Linked DNA regions of Homo sapiens: region 1 is linked to region 2. The links are chromatin loops, found by intact Hi-C in ENCODE. Cell type or tissue: heart right ventricle. All regions are shown on one strand. Links, peaks and the distances in the headings refer to the core of each region. The heading gives the core; the rest is flanking DNA.

The links. Peaks named below come from ENCODE experiments on the same cell type or tissue, not always from the same donor. Only the 100,000 strongest peaks of a DNase experiment are listed, where the experiment ranks them.
Region 1: it touches region 2 in a loop (2.5-fold over the local background); 12 of 110 quality-filtered maps call a loop at or near these places.

What each region holds. Positions count from the first base shown.
Region 1 is chr18:22,382,462-22,392,831 of GRCh38, reverse strand. No RefSeq gene overlaps it. Among named protein-coding and RNA genes, the nearest start is that of CTAGE1, 30 kb to the left of the region's middle. In heart right ventricle, for the core only: no CTCF peak of the experiment used is centred there; a DNase peak (open chromatin) is centred at 5,258; H3K27ac peaks cover 802 bases.
Region 2 is chr18:22,461,911-22,472,280 of GRCh38, reverse strand. LOC124904260 (a long non-coding RNA gene) reads left to right here. Exons shown (of 3, transcript XR_007066305.1): 1 at 1-7,418; 2 at 9,358-9,490. Among named protein-coding and RNA genes, the nearest start is that of CTAGE1, 49 kb to the right of the region's middle. RefSeq lists a silencer at 1,381-1,675 and enhancers at 1-2,600, 4,021-4,315, 3,514-4,713. In heart right ventricle, for the core only: no CTCF peak of the experiment used is centred there; a DNase peak (open chromatin) is centred at 6,060; H3K27ac peaks cover 6,213 bases.

The sequences.
Region 1 (10,370 bases), core at 678-8,677, 79 kb after region 2:
CCCAAATCCTTTGTGCTTTTTTTTTTTTTCACTAGCTCATGCAAGTGTGGTTTTGTCATTTATACCACAATTATGATAATAATATTTTTTAAATGATCAACCCACAAGAAACACCTTTGTAGTAAGTATAGACATAGGAAGAGAAAGAACCCCCTTGTTCTCAACATGTGTCTTTTCAATCTCAGAGAAAATAAATGTAAAGCAGTTATGCAATATTTTTTTTTTGAGACAAGGTCTTGCTCTGTCACTTAAGCTGGAGTGCAGTGGCATGATCATGGTTCACTGCAGCCTCAACTTCCTAGGTTCAAGTGATCCTCCCTCCTCAGCCTCTCGAGTAGCTGGGACTATAGGCACATGCCACCACTCTCAGCTATTTTTTTGTATGTTTAGTAGAGACAGAGTTTTGCCATATTGCCGAGGCTAGTCTCAATTACGTGATTTTTTAAAAATCAAAATTAATCTGGTACAGGTTTTGTTTTTAATCCAAGCCATCTCCATTCTTTACTTTGGAATCATAAAGATTAATCATTAAAGCATTTGCTTTCTTAAGTTTCCAAGTTCTCAAGAACAGGTCTGGAATCCAAGACATTTCTGCGTTGGCTCAGCCTCTGGGCTCATTGGCTCCCTTGCAGTTTTGCCACTGGTCACACTGGTGCTTGTACCCAGCATCCCTAGGACTGAAGTGGAGAAATCAAGAGGGACAAGCTCTGGTCCCCACCCAGCCATGGGAGCAGGAACACACAACCTGCTGGTGCTCCAGCTGCCTTGTTTCCTCCTTCATAAAAAGGGAGTTTTATGAGCTCTAACCATGCTAAACTTCTCTAGAGGTCCCTAAAGGGTTTTCCTTTTCCTTATTGCACAAGTAAGATAGGAACAAATTTTTGTTTGAAGCAATACACAAGTATACAGAATAAAGTATGACGAGTCCCCAGGCCATCAACCCACCACCTTTCCCACTTCCTTCAGCAGAGGTTTCTACTGTTGCTAGGGTGATGTGTATCATTCTAGTATTTTCCCATGCAAGGTGTCATGAATGTTTTTGTGGCATGATGACACAGAGCCCTCGGGATTGGCCGGGTTCCAGAGTATGACCAACATGCATATCTTCTCCACATTCAGGGGAAATGGAGCCTGTAGCAAAAGAGAAAGTGAATTACTAATTGGATTTATGGCCATTACTCCCAGAGCAGCCCTCTGCCCTCAGTCATCTCGATAGCAGTTCAGATATAATCTCTCTCTGCAAAAGATCCAGAAGACTCTGTAAGGAGAAAGCTGGTACATCTCCTGTTCACCCAATAAAAAGTCAGATTGTTATTAAACTGTCCTTGAAGCTACTGTGATTTACATTCATGTTAATGGTTCTCTTTGTAGAGCAGTCCCTTTAATGGGGGATGCCCTCCGGTTCCTGTTAGTTGCATTTAAAATAAATATTACACCATCTCCAGCTGTCCAGCTCTCCTTGCATGCTTTGATTTGCCACTGAAAGTATAGAGACCAGATATTTTCCCCTGAGAAATGCTCACACATTCAAGGATCCCAACACATTATTGATGTAGTAAAGAGATAGAGGTAACCCACTTGTCCATCACTGGGAGAATGTGGATGGATATTATGGAATAGGATACAACAATCAGAAGCAATGAACTAGATGGATATAAATAAATGTATGGAGAACTTAAAAGCACTGAGTAAAAAGCAAGAAATAGAATGAAGTGCATAGAACAATGCTATGTATATAATTCACATATGTATACATATGCAAATGTACTCATGCCTATGTAAAATAATGTTATGTACATTTTTCAAGGACATATGTATACCCAAGGACATATACCAAACAGAATAGTGTTATATCTCTGGGGCAGAAAGAAATGAGGATGAAAGAAGAAAGAGAAAAATTATCAACGAACACCGAAGCAGCTCTTACAAGGAATGATGAACTGAAGATGATGCTATGAAAACTTAATGCTTTGTTCCTGAGAGGCAGTGAATAAATACCAAATGAATAAAAGCACAAAGTCACCTTTTACTTTTCTTTCCCTTCAACTTAAATTTCATTACCAATAAGCATTTATAGACCGCTTTCTATCCATGTGACATGATCCCACCTTGAACAAGTCGCTTTACCTCGCTGAGCCTCAGTTCCTTTAATGGTAAAAATAACAAAGGAAAGGAAACATGAACGACATTATTCCCACATCACAATGTTGTAAGTATAATTTCTAAGACTGAAGCAAGGCAACATCTGAGGCCTGGTACACAATGGGCACTGGGCAAGCACACCATTTTATTTTTAAAGTTCTGGGGTACATGTGCAGAATGTGCAGGTTTGTTACATAGGTAAACGTGCGTCATGGTGATTTGCAGCACTTATCAACCCATCACCTAGGTATTAAGCTAAGCATGCATTAGTTATTTATCCTAATGCCCTCCCTCCCTCCACCCCACCCCCTAACAGGCCCCAGTGTGTGTTGTTCCCCTCCCTGTGTCCGTGTGTTCCCATTATTCAGCTTCCACTTATAAGTGAGAACATGCGGTGTTTGGCTTTCTGTTCCTGCATTAGTTTGCTGAGGATAATGGCTTCCTGCTCTATCCACATCCCTGCAGAGGACATGACCTGGTTCCTTTTTATGGCTGCATAGTATTCCATGGTGTATATGTACCACATTTTCTTTATCCAGACTATTATTGATGGGCATTTGGGTTGATTCCATGTCTTTGCTATTGTGAATAGTGCTGCAATGAACATATGCATGCATGTATCTTTGTATTAGAAAGAATTATATTCCTTTGGGTATATACATAGTAATTGAATTGCTGGTATTCAAATGGTATTTCTGGTTCTAAAACTTTGAGGAATTGCCACACCATCTTCCACAATGGTTGAAGTAATCTATATTCCCACCAACAGTGTAAAAGGGTTCCTATTTCTTTGCAACCGAGCCAGCATTGGTTGTTTCATGACCTTTTAATAATCACCATTGTGACTGGTGTCAGATGGTATCTCATTGTGGTTTTGATTTGCATTTCTCTAATGATCAGTGATGGTGAGCTTTATTTAATCTTTGTTGGCAGCATGAATGTTTTCTTTTGAGAAGTGTTTGTTCATGTCCTTTGCCCACTTTTTAATGGGGTTGTTTGGTTTTTTCTTGTAAATTTGTTTAAGTTCCTTGTAGATTCTGGATATTAGACCTCTGTCAGATGGATACATTGCAAACATTTTCTCCCACTCCGTAGGTTGCCTGTTCATTCTGATGATAGTTTCTTTTGCTGAATCACACCATTTTTTCTCACCTATGGAGAATGGGAAAACAATCAGGCCCAAGCAGGGCAAAGTCAATTGCTCCTTGACATTTATTCCTAACTTACCTACAGGGCCACAGGAGGCAAACAACTGTGACTGCCACATGATGTTCAATTATCCTCTGCCCCTGTATGAGAGAGGCGGAGATCTGGCTACAACCATCACCCCATTAATGACCAGCATCAATTTGGCATAACTAACACAGGTGCCCCCTTTCTCTTCCTCCCCTGCAAAGCTGCAAGCTGACTTGCAGGTAACCTACCCAATCTGATGGGCCCATTCTGCAGACTATGAGATAGACTCTTCTAAGATTTGAGGTTCAAGGTCTAACACGTAAAATCAAGGTAGCACTGTCACCCGCAAGGTTCCTGACCACCCCCACACCCAAATTCTCTGTATCCGCCCCAATCCAAAGAATCACTTAAAGCTTTGTTTTATGTGGCTGGAGAGGAAAGGCATGTGCCTCTGCCCTCTCTTTCTTAAACAGTCTATAAAAAGCCTGAGAAAATATTCCTGTTCACAGGCTGAGAAATCCAAGGTTTTCCTTGCAAACAAAAGCCAACAACCATGAAAACAAGCAAAGCAGGAAACTGGACTGGACAAAATGGTGGTCCAATCTCCTTGCTCACTCTGAGCAGATAAAGAGCAAGCTAGGGCTGAGCCTGGCCTCTTCAGAGGAACAAGAGATTCTTGGGCAGCTTCAGGGAAGGAGCACCTGAATGAAGGATGGAAATGAGTGGAGATCTCCCAGGAGGCTGCATCCTGACAATGGCATCATCAGCATAAGCGCAAGAAGCCCATAGAACTCTCTCCAGCCTCAGGGTTGACTTCATGCTAGTAAGTTTTAGGAATTCTCTTGAGTTGCACTTTAAGTCAAATAAAATTGCTATGGAAAAACTGAGAGGACATCAGAGAGCGAGAGAGAGCTCAATCACACTGTTTGATTTTCTTTCCCTCCTTAAAAGGGTAGCAATCCCAGAGTTTCAACGGACCACAAATGGCAAGTCTGCATGAACACAAGGTTGAATTTTTCACTGAAAAAAAGAATGTATCACTGTGGCTGTCTGTAATCAGATGGCCTTCCATGACCAGTTTGACCAGTTAATCCTGTGGTTCAAGCGAAAACCTTTGGTTTTCCATTTTTCATATGTAGTGGACCCAGAAAGCATTAAGAGGAAAGCTGCCAATGGCATTTAAAGTAAACCCAGGGTGAACAACTTCAAAAGAATAATGTATTATTCCTGGGCTCCTTCCCCATGGGCATTTTGCACATACTTCCTGATTTGCACCCAAGTATGCAGATTTCAAAGTCATAATAAAGGTCTCACTTCTCTACTCTTTAAGAAAAATAAAGTCAAGTGCACTGGCCTAGATGAAGTCATTTTAGTTGGTCAATACCCACCTGGCCTGGGCACCAATGTAGTTTGGAACCATTTTTTTTTCTTTTAATTCATCATGTCCTCATGGTAGCCCCGAGCTTTTTTTTGAAAATGGTTAACAGATGATGTGAGGCCTTGCTATTTATACCCTGCCATCCAGAGAGGGAAGCAGAATAGAAGGTGTCAAGTTGAAAGAAACCAACATTTGCCAAGTGCCCATTATGTGCCAAGGAAGGGGGAAGGGAGGCTTTTCTTGAACTAGAAGAAAAGAAACTGGATCTTAGGAGGCCCAGGATAGAACCAACTGGGCTCAGCTTCATCTGCTCATCACCTCCCTACCTACCAGGCCCTTGGGGGAATTTAGAATCAGGGGAAGGATAGAGATCATGGAGTGCTCACCGTTGGCCAAGAGACACACTATTTCAGGGATATACATAATCCCAACATGCAAAAATGTCAAGAGGAAGAAATTGGAAGGATGAAGCCATTGAAGAATCCATTAGCAAGGGTCTGTAGAGCCTGGAAAGCACAAGGTTGTATAAATATGAAACTCACGAGGCAACACGGAGGAGCAACGAGGTGGCTGGGCAAGCTGCCATATCCCAGCACCTGTTACTCCAGCAGAGACACAGGAAAGACACAGCCAGAGAATTCCATCACACAAGAGTTTATTAATTAATTCATTCATTCATTAAATGTTTTTTGAGCATTTACTATGTCTTGGTCACCGTGCAAAGGTACAAAAGATATTTAAGATATAGTCCTTGCCCTTAAATGAGTTCATATTCTGATGGGGAACCGCCTATTTTAAAAGATAAAATGCAGTGCCAGCCAGGCGCGGTGGCTCACGCCTGTAATCCCAGCACTTTGGGAGGCCGAGATGGGTGGATCACGAGGTCAGGAGATCGAGACCATCCTGACTAACACGGTGAAACTTCGTCTCTACTAAAAAATACAAAAAATTATCCGGGCATGGTGGCGGGCGCCTGTAGTCCCAGCTACTCGGGAGGCTGAGACAGGAGAATGGCGTAAACCCGGGAGGCAGAGCTTGCAGTGAGCCGAGTTTGCGCCACTGCACTCCAGCCTGGGCGACAGGGCGAGACTCCATCTCAGAAAAACAAAACAAAACAAAACAACAACAACAACAAAACGCAGTGCCAGGTGCTCATGTCTGTAATCTTAGCACTTTGGGAGGCTAAGGAGGGAGTATCACTCGAAGCCAGAAGTCTGAGAGTGACTTGGACAACATAGTGAGATCCTGTCTCTACCAAAAAGAAAAAAACATTAGCCGAGTGTTGTGGTGTGCATCTGTAGTCCCAGCTGCTCGGGAGGCTGAGGTGGGAGGATTGTTTGAGCCTGGGAGTTTGAGGCTGCAGTCAACTATGATCATGCCACTACACTCTAGCCTGGAAGTCAGAGTAAGATCCTGTCTCTAAAAACAAAACAAAACAAAATAAAAACTAATTGCAAAAATAGAGTATTGCAATGTGTATTGAGGGTATAATCAGAGGCAGCAAAGCCAGGAAACTCTTCAAGTAGAATCCTTAGGAGTTTTTCTAAACGCAGCTCTGATTTTCTTAGAATTTAGACATCTTACTTCCTGCTTCTGGAATTATAGTGCCTGTTACCTTAGATTGTTAAATTGCTGAGAGTGTGAAGATTTTTCTGCATCTTCATGGGTATCTGCAACATGAAAATAAAAGGATTAAAAATATCTTCAGAAACAATAAACAAGCTAGAAAGCCAAATGATCTTTGGAAAGAAAAGTTGAGAGTCCCTTATTAGACATTAAAACCTCCTACAATGTTAATTAAAACGTGGTATCAATTGAGCAATGGATAGAAAATTCAGTGCACAATATATAGCATGCCCAAAAACATTCACAAATACATGCAGTAGTTTAGTATATGGAAAAGTTTCCAACTCAAATTAGTAATGAAAGTCTGGGTTATTCAATAAATAGCGGTAAGTACCATTTGCAAAGATATCCATTTTATAATATAATGACACATCTTTCCCATCTATATCAAAATTAATTCCAGATGGACCAATAATTTAAATGTTTGTAAAATAAATCTTCAAGTTGCTAAAGTAAAATACGGGTGATGATTTATGAAACCCGAGCACAGAAGGATTTCCTAAGAATGACTAAGAATTAATCAGCATTAGAGGATAATGCTGATAGATTTTACTCCGTGTAAAGAAAGAATGTATGGTGTCACTTCCTCCCATTGACTTGAGGCAAAGGGTGAGAAAATGTCAGGGAGACACTCTGAGCAGACACGTTGACACTGGGGGAGGGTGGGTTTGCTGTCTTCATTTTCCAACAATAATCATGTATTATTGTGTAATACATAAAAGCATGTTATTTTTTACAGTAAATATCTGAGAACTCAATTTTCTTTTTCTTTTTTTCTTTTTCTTTTTTTTTTTTTGAGATGGAGTCTTGCTCTGTTGCCCAGGCTGAAGTGCAGTGATGTGATCTCTGCTCACTGCAACCTCTGGCTCCCAGGTTCAAGCGATTCTCCTGCCTCAGCCTCCTGAGTAGCTGGGATTACAGGCACCCACCACCATGCCCAGCTAATTTTTTTTTTTTTTTTTTGTATTTTAGTGGAGATGGGGTTTTTCCTTGTTGGCCAGGCTGGTCTCAAACTCCTGACCTCAGGTGATCCACCCGCCTTGGCCTCTCAAAGTGCTAGGATTACAGGCGTGAGCCACCAAGCCTGGCCTGAGAACTCAATTTTCGAAGTATTTTTCCCTTGACTCATCTAAAAAACAAACAAAAACTAAAGTTGATATGTTCCCAGTTAATTATACTCTTTTTAAAAAATTCATTTGTTTATTTATTTAGAGATGGAGTTTTGCTCTTGTTGCCCAGGCTGGAGTGCAGTGGCGCAATCTTGGCTCACTGCAACCTCTACCTCCCAAGTTCAAGCGATGCTCCTCCCTCAGCTTCCCAAGTGCTGGGATTACAGTTGCCTGCCACCATGCCCAGCTAATTTTTTTGTTTTTTTAGTAGAGACGGGATTTCACCATATTGGCCAGGCTGGTCTCGAACTCCTGATCTCAGGCGATCCACCCGCCTTGGCCTCCCAAAGTGCTGGGATTACAGGCGTGAGCCACTGCACCCAGCCAATTATACTCTTTTGCATACATTAGGGTGCAATTTTTCAAAGTAACCCAATGAGGTAAATGATTTCATTTTATCTCTACCTTTGGTTAATGAAGATATTAGGACTCAGTAGTGTAGAGAGTTGTCCAACATCACACAGCTAACAAGAAGCAGTACTGTACAGCATCCCCAGGCTTCCTGCTTCATGAGCTATGCTATGCCCCTACCGCCACCGCTGCTACTACTGCACAAACAATTTCTTCTTGCAGAGCTACCTTTAAAAAAAAACAAAAAACAAACAAACAAAAACCAGTCCTTTCAAAAATCATATTTTCAAAAATGCTATTTTAATAGTATTCTTTCTATATATCCATATGCTCAGGCAAAATGTACTACTTCTATCAGTCTTATCCCCAACTTTTCCTAAATGATATGCAAAAAAAACACATACCCTTGAATAAATAATAATTTAAAGGGATAGGTCATTCAAATTCATACATGGAAAATTGTGCATTTCTGTAAGAAGTTACAAAGTCTAGAGCCATAACTCTGTATGCTAAAATACATATATATATAAATATATATTAATCAAAGCACTTAATCTCTCAATTCAATATATCTGCTGTTCCATTTATTTTTCCAAGAACCTGTGGGTGGAAATTAGCTTCACATTTATATAACTAAAGGACCATGTGTTGGCTTTGCCAAATCTAAAGAACACAAGCTCTTAGGAGCTACATGAGAACCAGGAAAATGTCAGTTTTTCTTTTCTTTTTTTTTTTTGGACGGAGCTTGCTCTATTGCCCAAGCTGGAGTGCAATGGCACAATCTCGGCTCACTGCAACCTCTACCTCCCAGGTTCAAGTGATTCTTCTGCCTCAGCCTCCCTAAAAGCTGGGATTATAGGCGTAAGCCACCATGCCCAGCTAATTTTTTGTATTTTTAGTAGAGATGGGGTTTCACCATGTTGGCCAGGCTGATCTCAAACTCCTGGCCTCAAGTGCCAGGACTCTCTATCTGCCCATCTCAGCCTCCCAAAGTGCTGAGATTATAGGCGTGAGCCACTGCACCTGGTCCCTTGTTAGTTTTAAGTTACCGTTCTATCCTGAGCCTTTAGCATGGAAGGGACTCAACAAATATGAATGAAGATCTGGTTCAGAGGGAGACAGGCCTCCTGTCCTTAGGAAGCCAAAATGTGCTTACAACTTTTATTTGGCATTATTTTCAGAAAGGGACCCTCTTCATATTACAGTGGCTAAAAATAGAAAACTACCTAAATGTTAAGTCACAGGAGATTCATTAAATATATTACAGTCTAGACATGTTCTACAATTAAAATAACATTACAGAAGTCAAGTTGATGTATCACTTAGAATGTTTTCAGTTTCAAGTAACATAAAACCCTCACTGAAATTGATTTTAAAATAAGGACTTTTATTATTGCACATATCAGGAAGTCCAGAGATAGAAGATTCAGGGTTGCTTGATTCCAAGTCTCAATAATGTCATCAAGGGCCAGGTTCTTTCCATCACCCTTGCTCCGCCACCCTCATGGGTCATATTTGTCCTCATGTGTATCTTTTTCTCAGTTTCAGGATGGCTACAAAGCTCCAGGCACCACATCCAACAAATGCAATGTCCAGAGGCCTCAAGGACTTTTTCTTCGGGTCTCTTGTCTAGGATCAGGGAAGCTTTTCTCAGAAGCCCCAGCAGACCTCTCATTATCTCTCAAAAGAGCCATGTGCCCACCCCTAAGCTACTCACTGGAAAGAACAGCAGATGACAATTATTGCTGTAGACTAATTAGGATGAACCCCTATGATCATGGATGCAGTCACCCTCATCTGATGAGGAGGAGGAAGCCTCTGAACTAAAGTGATGAAGAGGTATCAGATGTATCCATGAGGATAGACTAGGCTATGCAGTAACAAACCACCCCGAGGTTCCAATGGTTTAAAATTACCGAAGTTGGGGCTGGGTGCAGTGCTCATGCCTGTAATCCTAGCACTTTGGGAGGCTGAGACAGGAGATCCTTTGAGCTCAGGAGTTTGAGACCAGCCTGGGCAACATAATCAGACCTCGTTTCTACAAAAAAAATAAACAAAATTAGCCAGGTGTGGTGGTGCGCACCTATGTTCTCAGCTACTTAGGTGGCTGAGGTGGACAGATCACTAAAGCCCAGCAGGTCAAGGCTACAGTGAGCTGTGATCACACACTTGCACCCCAGCCGGTCAAGGCTACAGTGAGCTGTGATCACACACTTGCACCCCAGCCTGGGCAACAGCAAGACCCTGTCTCAAAAAACATATATAAATAATAAAATAAATAAAATAACAAAAGTCTACTTCTCATGTCACGTGTACATCATATCAATAAGGTCCTCTTTTCACTGTGGTCTCTCAAATACCCAGGCTGATGGAGGAGTTCCACCTCAAACGTTGATAATCACCTTACTGTAAGGAAATAGAGAGCCCTGAAAGGGATCAGATCAGTAATTAAAAGGTCTCACCTAGAAGTTACATGTTCCTTCCACTGTCAACTAGGCACAGGGCCCCACCAGTCACAGGGATGTCAG
Region 2 (10,370 bases), core at 1,107-9,106:
AGGATAGTCCATGATTAAAACATCACATGGGATAAATGCCAAAGCAAAGGTCCCACCCCAGGAGAGTTATGAATTGACTGCACCGCTTCTCATCTCCACCCCCTCAATCATTGCTGATGGGCAGAGGGAAACCATTTTCTGCCATCTGGTTTTTGCAAAAGTCAGGCAGTAAGCTCCTTGGGACAAGGATCTTATCTTGTATAGTTCAACAATGAGCACATGGCTGTGTACACTCCAAAAGCCCTATTAGTACTGAATGCAATCATAAAAATAGCCCAACCGTGGACCTTCGATAACGTCCCTGCCGTCGGCTCAAACCTGAGTCACTGTGTCTGAAGGGCACTGGGTTCCCCAGGCTGATGCCTTATGACTTACAAATAAGCAGCACATCAGCTGATAAAGTGACTGGGCCATTATAAAAATCATACAGTAGTTCCTAGGATGCCAGAAAAACAGCCGTTAAACAACAACTTATTTTTCCCTTGGTGTTTGATTTTGGCAATGTGTTCTTTTCAAATGAGAACTATGCCAAACATCTTGTATGAACCCTTCTAGTCAGCAAGTATGTGAATGACCTCTCTATGGCATGCCAGAAGCAGGGCCAGGAGAGGGGAAAGGAAGAGTTGTGGCTGAAGCATGCTGGGCTCAGAACCCTTGCTCTGCAGGCGGAAGCCACCTCAGAGCAGCATCCAGAAGCTGGGCATGAACGGAACAGCTCACAGTGCACAGCAAGGTGTCACAGCCCTTCTAGGCTCACTTGTACAGGCCCCCTCGTACAGATCTCTGTGATTTTCAGGGTTGGCAGCCACTGATGTTTGCTCCCCGAGGAAAAGTGCACCAACTTTAGGTGAATGCCTCATTGTTTGGGGATCTGGAACTGAATTCTCCTGCAGGACTAGCTATGAAATCACTAGAGGACAACAGGAGAAAGCTCATGTAGTGCAGCTTGTGTTGGTGTGGAAATGGACAGATATGCATGCCATCCTGGGCACATGTGTCCATGCCATGTGGGAATGGTCAGGGGATGAACACAGCAGTCTGGGGCTAGAGGCAGACCTGGCACCAGGATTTCCTGAGGAAGAAGTCCCCCTCCTGAGTACGTAACTTCTTTTCCCAGGCTCTCAGAAGTAGCAACACGCTGATGCCCTGCAGCCTTTCTGGGTAGTAAGCAGGGCACGTGGATGCTGGAAGCTGAGCTCTGTGCTGGGCCAGCCTGAGGGCAGTGAGAGAAAAATCCCTGCAGGAAAGTCATTCCCCAAAACAAGCCCATCCCAGTTCCCAGCCAGCTTCTGGGGCTCCAGCCCTCAGCGCCAACTCCATGTTCATATCTGATGGCAGGGAAATCATCTTTCTTAATTCCCAGGGCAAATTGTTCCTAGGAAAGAGCAGAATCTCAGGAGGAAATCACATCATCCGCGAAGGGAGAGCCAGTTCCTTTGTACTATTTTTCAGGGCTGCCTTTGGAGCCAATAATCTGTCATTCCTTGAATAAACAAGCACCTTATCATATCACAAACATTTATTTAACCCTTTTCTCCTGCACTTTTACCAGCAGGGAGAAGGAAAGCAGTTACCAGGGCAGCCAGAGCCCGTGGCAGAAATGCCAAATTCCCTGAACATTACACTCAATCTGTAAAGTGTCAGCCGGCCCTTTTCTGTGCCTCCATAAAGAACCAGTCACCCAGATTCAAGTATCACATTCCGGCCTCCCACTTCCACATCGTCCCTGCCCCAGCCTCAGCCCCATCTCCATTAATACCCCACGGCCTTTTGCAGACGGGCCCTTAATTCTGTCCAGTGGAGTCTGGGCTAATTTGTTAGTTTTTTTTAGGGGCTGATGGGGGGAATAGAAGGGGGTGGAGGGAAAGGCAAAAGAGTGTTTACATTTCTCCTTTTAATGACAATACACTTGACAGAGCTGTGAGTCCCAGCATTTTGAAATGTGTGTGTGTGTGTGTGTGTGTGTGTGATTTTTTTAAAAAAGGCATATTCTTTGACTCTGACATCACAGGAAAATGGAATGAGCAAAGTATGTAAATTTCTCCAAGCTCTCACAATCTCCATTTTCTCTCGGTGGATGGATTTTGTTTTTCTTTTCTGGTGTTGCTCCCACACAATGGGGCCAAATCTTGTTCAGGACAAAGAAACATATAAATAGAATATGCATGTGGTATGCACGGGAACTCTTGGAGACCAGAGAGAGACTGTTTGGACGGGCGTCTGAGGGCTGCTGGGGGAACCTTGGGGTCTTGGCCTGAAGAGCTTGACAGGCAGTGTCTGTCCCCAAAGTGACAAGTCACAAATTTCAAAATCATTCTTATTCTCTGGGAAACACTAAGAAACCCTGGAATGGGTACAAATTTAAAATGAGAATGTGAAATATCTTTGTGTGAGTGCATCAGATGTAAGATGTCAGTCTGCCTAAGATATTGGATGTGTTTTACAGAGCTGATGGGGTGGGTTTTCTTTTTGATTCACCACGAACAATGCTAAGTCCCGTGCAGCATGTCACCCTCTGCATCTGCATCATCTCAGTGACATCCAGGTACTCGCTGAAGCTTATATCTTTCCTGTATTATGGATTTGCAGTTGTTTCCGTGTCAATCATCCTCCAACCAAACTCTCCCCTCTTAAAAACTGCATACTATAGCTCTAGCCAAAAAGACTTATCAGCGCAAGTTTGAGCAAACTAATGTGTGCAGACCCTGAGTGGTTATTTTTGTTTCCAAGTCTGGACATAGAATCACTTGTTCAATTTCCTGCTGGGTTATATCAAGTGGTTTTAACATGTAAATCTCTGATAAGGAAACTGACTAATTTATGTAGATTACCTATCTGAATTGCTGTCAGGATTGCCTTAATTTTTTCTGCTTCCTTTACTTCTCCACTTTTTTCTCAGTTATCATTATTACCATTACCAGGACTATCAAGTACAACCTTATTCAGTATATGTTTAGAAAATGTTCTTACTAAAACTTAAAAAAAAAAAAAAACAAACCAAAACAAACAAAAACCCTCTGCATTCCTGAAGTGTGTGTGGGAGTTCTGTTGGTTTGGATGTCTGTGCTTTACAACCCGAATTCAAAATATATAGCCTCTCAGACTCCGTCACGTCCTTGACAATCAATCAGAAGATTGTTATTTGTTTTAATAAAAAAATTTTTTAAATGAGAAATGATCTGAACTACTTCCATTTTATTTCTATTCCTTAACCAGCCTCACCCTACTTCAGCTGATGGAGCTTCCCTAATCTCTAAATTGAAATCCTACAAGCTGCTTGAGCACTAGATTCTAGAACCTGCTCTGGCTATAACATGAAGTAAGTTGATCCCTGTGGGATTTTCCATGCAGTAGCTTGATCAAAGCTACTGGTTCCCACCCAAACCTTGCCAAAGGAACACCAAATTGAACCACCATCCACCAAGAAAGCACCGCCATAAGAACCGAAAGTCAGGTGAGTGATCACAGTACCTGTGTTTAACACCATAGCAAGGAAAGAGGCACCGAAGAGAGAAGGAAAGACAGTGTTGAATCGCCGACACCACCCTGCCCCCATCCCCTGGCAGCAGCTGTGTGGCAAGGAGAGAGAATCAAATAATTGTTAATTCTATGCCCAAATACACAGACCGGGGTAGTGTCTTAGTCTGTTCATGCTGCTATAACAAAATACCACAGACTAATTTATAAACAACAGAAATTTGTTTTTCACAGTTCTGGAGGCTGGGAAGTCCAAGATTGAGGTGCTGGCAGATTCTGTGTCTAGTGAGGGCTGCTTTCTGCTTCCAAGATGGCACCTTGTTGGTTCAACTTGTGAAAGAGATGGAAGGGCAAAAGGGACCTAGCTGGTTTTCCCCAGCCCTTTTATAAGGCACTAATCCCATGTATAAGGGCAGAGCCCTCATGGCCTAATCACCTCCTAAAAGCCCCACCTCTTAATGCTGTTGCCTTGGGGATAACGTTTCAATGTTATTTTGTGAATTTTGGAAGGGACACGAACATTCAAGCCATAGTAGGAAGACTGAGTCAACGTAAACCTGTACAGTAATCTCCCTTATCTGCAATTTCACTTTCCAAGGTTTCAGTTATCTTCAGTCATCCATGGTCCAAAAATATTAAATGAAAAATTCCAGAAATAAACAATCCATAAATTTTAAATTGCGTGCCATTCTGAGCAGCATGATGAAATCTCTCGTCATCCTGCCCAGGTCGTGAATCATGCCTTTGTCTAGCATATCCACACTGTAGAAACTCCCCACCCTTAGTCACGTAGTAGTCATCTCAGTTCTCACATGGAAAAAGCATGTATATGTAGGGTCAGTACTACTCGAGGTTTCAGGCATCCACTGGGAGTCTTGGAATGTATCCCACCACTGTAACCAATATCTGATGCTATTCTCACACCAAGCTGGTAAACCTGGCCTAAACAAAGTCCCAAGCTGCCCCCAGACTTGTGAGCTAGGGCTTTTGTCTAGAAACAATCTTTAGTGACCCAAAGTCAAAGCTTAGGTATCCTGTTGACTGGGCACAGCAGTAGAACCCATCGATTCTGGAACATGGACCTCTAACCAGGTAGGGTTCTGCTTCCTTGTTAGGTGCCTTGAGGAATGTGGGGCCAGGAGGGTCCTTCAGGCCTCTCCCTACACCCCAGTCCCACCCCAGCCCCCTCCTGCTGCTCCTGCAACTGCCCTACTCTCTCAGAAGCCTTGTGCTTCAGAAGTGTTTTAAGACAAGAGAGTGTGAGACTAAATGCAAACTGGCTTCAAAAATGACCATTGTTTGTATCCACTGGGAATCCTTCAAGACCTTTCCCTCCCCTCCCTTCTCCCCACGGTGAACTTTAAGCATTTTTATCCATGGAGACTAAAGACAAAGTACTGTGTCTGGCTTCTCTTCTCTTTTCCAGCCAGCCCACTTGCCAGTCTGGCTTCTCTCATCTTTGTTTGGATGCTCTTCTTCATGACTCCTCGCCAATGCACAGATGTAAACTATTGTCTGATTATTAAAAGAAAAACACAAAACACAAAAAAAGCACACATGCCTTCAGTATTAATGACCATAGAGCTGTCTGCATAAGGTGAAGTCTGTGGTCCTGAGCAGACCACAAGCCATCAGCCCCTGCTGCTCCAGGAACTTGTGCTTTTCTCCTAGGTTTTATTAAAAACAAATTTAGGCAAACACAACAGGCTCAGAAAGGAGCACCACTGTGCCCTTGAAACTTTGCTGGGCAGCCTCCAGTGGCAAGCCTTGTCTTTGTCACCTCCTCCCAGTGAAGTTCACTATCTTTTGGCCCCCCTCAGAACTGCTGCCCCATACTGTCCACCTCAGCCTAGTAGCCAGAGACCTCGTGTTTGGTCTTTGCCCTCAACAAGACACTTCTAGCCACACTGAGTCATTGCTAGCTTGTTGGAAAGGTGAGAGCACTGGGTGGAGAGTCAGAGGCTGGCTTCCCTCCTACCCCTGCTGATAGGTTGCATGATCCTGAGCAAGTTTCTTCTCCCTGCTCAGTATTCTTGCCTGCAAACTAAGAGGGCTGGGCTAGACACATTCCTTCCATTTTTCCTTAAGCAAATATTTATTTAGCTCCTGCTCTGTGCAAGACACCGAGGATGGAACTGAAAACAGGACAAACAAGGTCCTTGCCCTCATGTAGTATATGGAACAGCAGGAGAAAGTTAAAAGAAAGTAAAAGAAGACACTCTGAGCATCCTTGTATCTCCAGCAACCTTCAAATGTGTCACTGAGAACAGCCGAATGTGCTGTCGTTCTGATTTATTGGGGATCAAAGTCTTTAACTAAAGATGTGGGATTCTTGTATGGATTTTCACACATCAGCTTCAGGAAATAAGTAATAAGGAGGAGTTCATGACCCTGAAATCCCCCCTCAATGGATACCTGCTACACTTCTCTCCTGAAAGCCAGGTATCTGCAGCTGTCATCCCACTTGCTACTTTAACTGAAGGAATTTTCAGAAGCAGCAGCCAAACATGACACACCAGCAGCCTGTAGCTCCACCCTTCAGTGGAACTGTTATTTTTAGGCCTCTCCTCTCTTGTCACAAGCATCTACATACCTCCCTGGGTGACTCATGTTTGTGGATAGCACCAAGCACACGTGACTTTTTCAATGTGGGGCTGGCTTATTTTGACAAACCCACTCTCCGTTCCATCTCTACTTGCAATACTCAGAATACTGTAGTGTGGGAAAAACTGTGGGACTTCCAGTGCTCCTCAAATGTGTGCCATGCAGCAGGAAAACTACCCCCAGAGAAGCTGGGACAAAGCTGTCCATGAGCCAATGAGTTACTAGTCATAAAGTTGAACATATTGTTTCCATATTGCTTTGCTCCACATTCGTAGCCATATGACTTGACCCCAGAGTTTCAGGTACAGTAAAATGCTCTTATTCATTATGGGGCCATGTTACCATGCATCAAGGTGATATCCTGAAAAATCACACCTCACATGGCTGTTAGACACTTGTGTAAGACGTGGGCTCTCAAAACAGCACATACCGAAATTGGAGTACTTCTAGAAGGTGTTGGGCCTGAATCATCCATTTCTATCAGAATTTTTAGCAATTTTTTGGTCATAGAAAAAAATATTTCTGAGTCTATATTTCAGGCAATATGACAAAAAGGACAAAAACATTGCCATGTGGACCCAGGTCAGTGGCCTATCTGTGTGGTGCCAGGAGGCAGAGAAGATGAAGTTTCCCTTTCAGATTCAGCAAGTGACTCCTTTCGTCATAAATCCATTCGGTGGTGTCATGCCACACCTCTCTCTTATTACCTGTACACCCACTTTTTGTTTGTATATTGGTTTGTTTGTTTTGTTATTTCTGGTCTTCAATGATCTCAGGCTCTTTCTTATCACAAGGTATCCTCAAGGGCTATTACCTCTGCCCAAAATATATTCACCCTGGAATATATTCTTCACCCAGCTAACTCATTCTGGTCTTAGTTTAAAGACCTTTTCTCCAGAAAAGCTGTGTCGACCCCTTTGGGGGAAGGTGGATTTCTCTGTTTTTTCTTTCATAGCATCCTATATCTTTCCACTGTGGCAGTTCTCACAGCAGTATTTAAATGATTATTTGTTAAAATGACTTGCTGAATACATGTCTTTCCCACCAGATTTTAAACTTCATGAAGGCAAGCCTTCTTTATTCACTTCTACTGTTCCAATGTCCAGCACAACACTTTGCACGTAAGAGTATTTTTCTCAAAACCTGTGTCAATTTGATAAGTATCCTTCTTCAAATTTACATAGAAGGAGGACAACTGAAAAGCAATGTGGTCCATTCCCTGTTATATAAACACGTGTGTTGCACTGCAGAAGCAGAAAGAAAGCAGCAAGTGTTTCTGCCCGGAATCACATGAGGCAAGACTCAACAGAAGATGGAACATTTAAGCAGGCCTTGAGGTAAGAATAGTTCAGGTGAAAAGAGTGGAAAAAGGAATTCTGAGGAGATTTGATACAAAAAAAGGCAGAAAGATATGAACATATAGAATGAATTCCAGGGAAGGCACAGCAGTCAACTGTGGTAGAATACAGCATGACTGTAGAGGAATACAGGAAAGGGATCTGGAAAAATGCTGGTGGACTTGTCTTTTATTCTAGAGACTTTCTATTTGAAGCAAACTGAAATCAAACTTCAAATACATGAACATTAAATCATGAGTTTGTGCTCTAGAAAGTTCTCTCTAGTGGCAGAATGACAGATAGATTAGAGTGGGGAGGGGGTGAAAACGATTTGGAAGGTCATTGCAGTGATCCAGGCAAGAGGTGACCTGGCCCTAAACTCAGGCAGGTGGCTGGCATGGCATGAGGGACAGGTGCAAGAGAGAAAGTGGCAGTACAACCTGGAGGGCTTGGTATGTGTTATGGTTTGGCTGTGTCCCCACCCAAATCTCATCTTGAATTGTAGCTCCCGTAATTCCCATGTGTTGTGGGAGGAACCCAGTGGGAGACAATGGAATCATGGGGGCAGTTCCCCCCATACTGTTCTTGTGGTAGTGAATAAGTCTCACGAGACCTGATGGTTTTATAAAGGGAAACACCTTTCACTTGGCTCTCATTGTCCCTTTGTTGGCCACCACGTAAGATGTGCCTTTCACCTTCCGTCATGATTGTGAGGTCTCCCTAGCCACGTGGAACTGTGTGTAAGTTCATTAAACCTATTTTTCTTTATAAATTACTCAGTCTCGGGTATGTCTTTATCAGCAGCATGAAAACGGACTGATACAGCGTGATTAGATATGGGATGTGAGGACAGAAAGTGCGCCAACTATCACTAAGGACCCTGGCATGGGCACTGGCTGACTGACCATGACATTAGCTGTGACAAGGGTATGGGCGGTGTGGGTTGGGGAATCAGGAGTGAGATGAGGGAGGGGAGCTCATTAGGTTTTGAACAAGATGGGCTTGGTGTGTGTCCTTGACATCTTGGTGCAAATGTCAAGAGTAGTGTTTCTCAACCTTCCTTTCATGATCACCCCTTCATAAGGAGCCTTTTAAGAATTTTTTTTCCTAATTGCCCTGCCCCCAGGAGACTCTGACATCACAGATATACCATATGTCTGTTGATATACTATATGTAGTCTGTACTTGTACATTAAAGGAACAGAATTTTTTGCTCCTTCTTCCAAGAACCCATTTTTGCCCCCTGGGGGTTAGTATTACACCCATGAGAAAGCATGGGCAGGGATTGGGAGGTGGGCTGCCACAATCCCAACTGCGAGAATAAGGACGGCTTCATGCAGAGGAAGAGCATTTGCAAGGCACTTTAAAGATTGGGTTAAAAACAGTTTTTAACTGAAAACTAAAATTAGAGATAAAATTCACAGAGAGAGGGTGCTTTGGATTTGGGGATACGGGTGCATTGCAAATGGCATGTGGAGCTACAGGAGCAGGCTACAGCACCAGGAGAGAGGGACTCCAGGAAGAAGACAGAAAAGGAGGGCAGAGCCTGGGGGCCACCAGGAGTGCTGTCAGCAAAGTGGAGACAGGGCATCCCAAGGGGAAGGGGCCCTGGATAGCAGCGTCACACCGTGAGGAGAGAGCCTTGAGAGAGAGAAGGGGTAGCGGTATGGCCACAGGAGAAGAGCTGACAGGATCGGTCACTGCAACAGATCAAAGCTCAGGAATGAGCCTCTGATGGGCTGTTTGAGAAGAAAGAAGGGTGGACCATTTGAGTAGAAGCCTAAATAAAGATGAATGTGCATGTCAGGAGGTTTAAAACACTTGCAAAGATTTTACAGGAACAAAAGGACAGAAATTCAAATCGTGTATGGTATTACAGAACTGTGGTTTTTTAAAGTTCTTTGGATGTTTCTGTACTTTATCTGTCTTTTCGTTTCAGGCCAACAGCTGCCCATTGTCACTGGTTCTACCTTTAGCAGCATCTCTCTCCTCTCCTGATATCCTACAAGCCTGGAAACCTGGGACTGTTCAGAGCCCCGAGAGCTAGAATAAGTGTGCCATGTAATGTGGATGTGAGTAGTAAGACAGAAAAATAAAAAACAAACTGTGGCGGGAGGCTAATAAGACCCCCATAGACAAACGTTTAGGTTGTTTCTAAGCTTTCGCTTTTTACAATGTTGTAATGAATGATTGTGAGCTCATTCCATGTATTTGTGAATATAACTGTAAGATAAATTCCTAGAAGAAAAGGTGCTGGGTCAAAGGGCACGTGATTTAAAATCTTGATCCTAGAAGATAGTGCAAGTTACATTCTCACCAGTGATGCATGAGAGAACACATTTCCTTACATCACAGCCAACACAAGGTACTGTCAAATGTTTTTATCTTTGCCAGTTTGATAATTGAGCAGTAGTACTACATTTTAGTTTAAATTTGCATTTCCCTTTTTATGAATGAAATTGAGTATCTTTTTATATGGTTGGAAGATAGTTTTATTTTATGTTATTTTATTTTGGTGAAATGCTTTAGAGCTTTTGGCCATCTTACATTTGATTAATATTTGCACAGTGATTTGTATAAGTTCTTCACATCTAAAAAGAATTTATCTTTAATCAGTGAATGAGTTGCACATGTTTTTTCCAGTTCATTGCTTTTATTCATGTATAATACTATTATATAACTGTATATTATATAATATTATAATACAAGACACACTTAAAATTTTGGGGGTAGTGAAAGTTATCAATATATTATTTTATGGTTTCTCAGTTTTTTATTATATGTAGAAAAGCCTTTACTATTCTGAATTTATTTTTAAAGTATCTTCTTTTTTTTTCTTCTAGTACTCTTCTGAGGTTTTTTTCTTTCTAAATTTTGGGTTCATTGGAATCTCAGTATATACATATTTTTTCAGAGGTCTATATATTTTAGTGTCCTTTATTGACTTAAGCT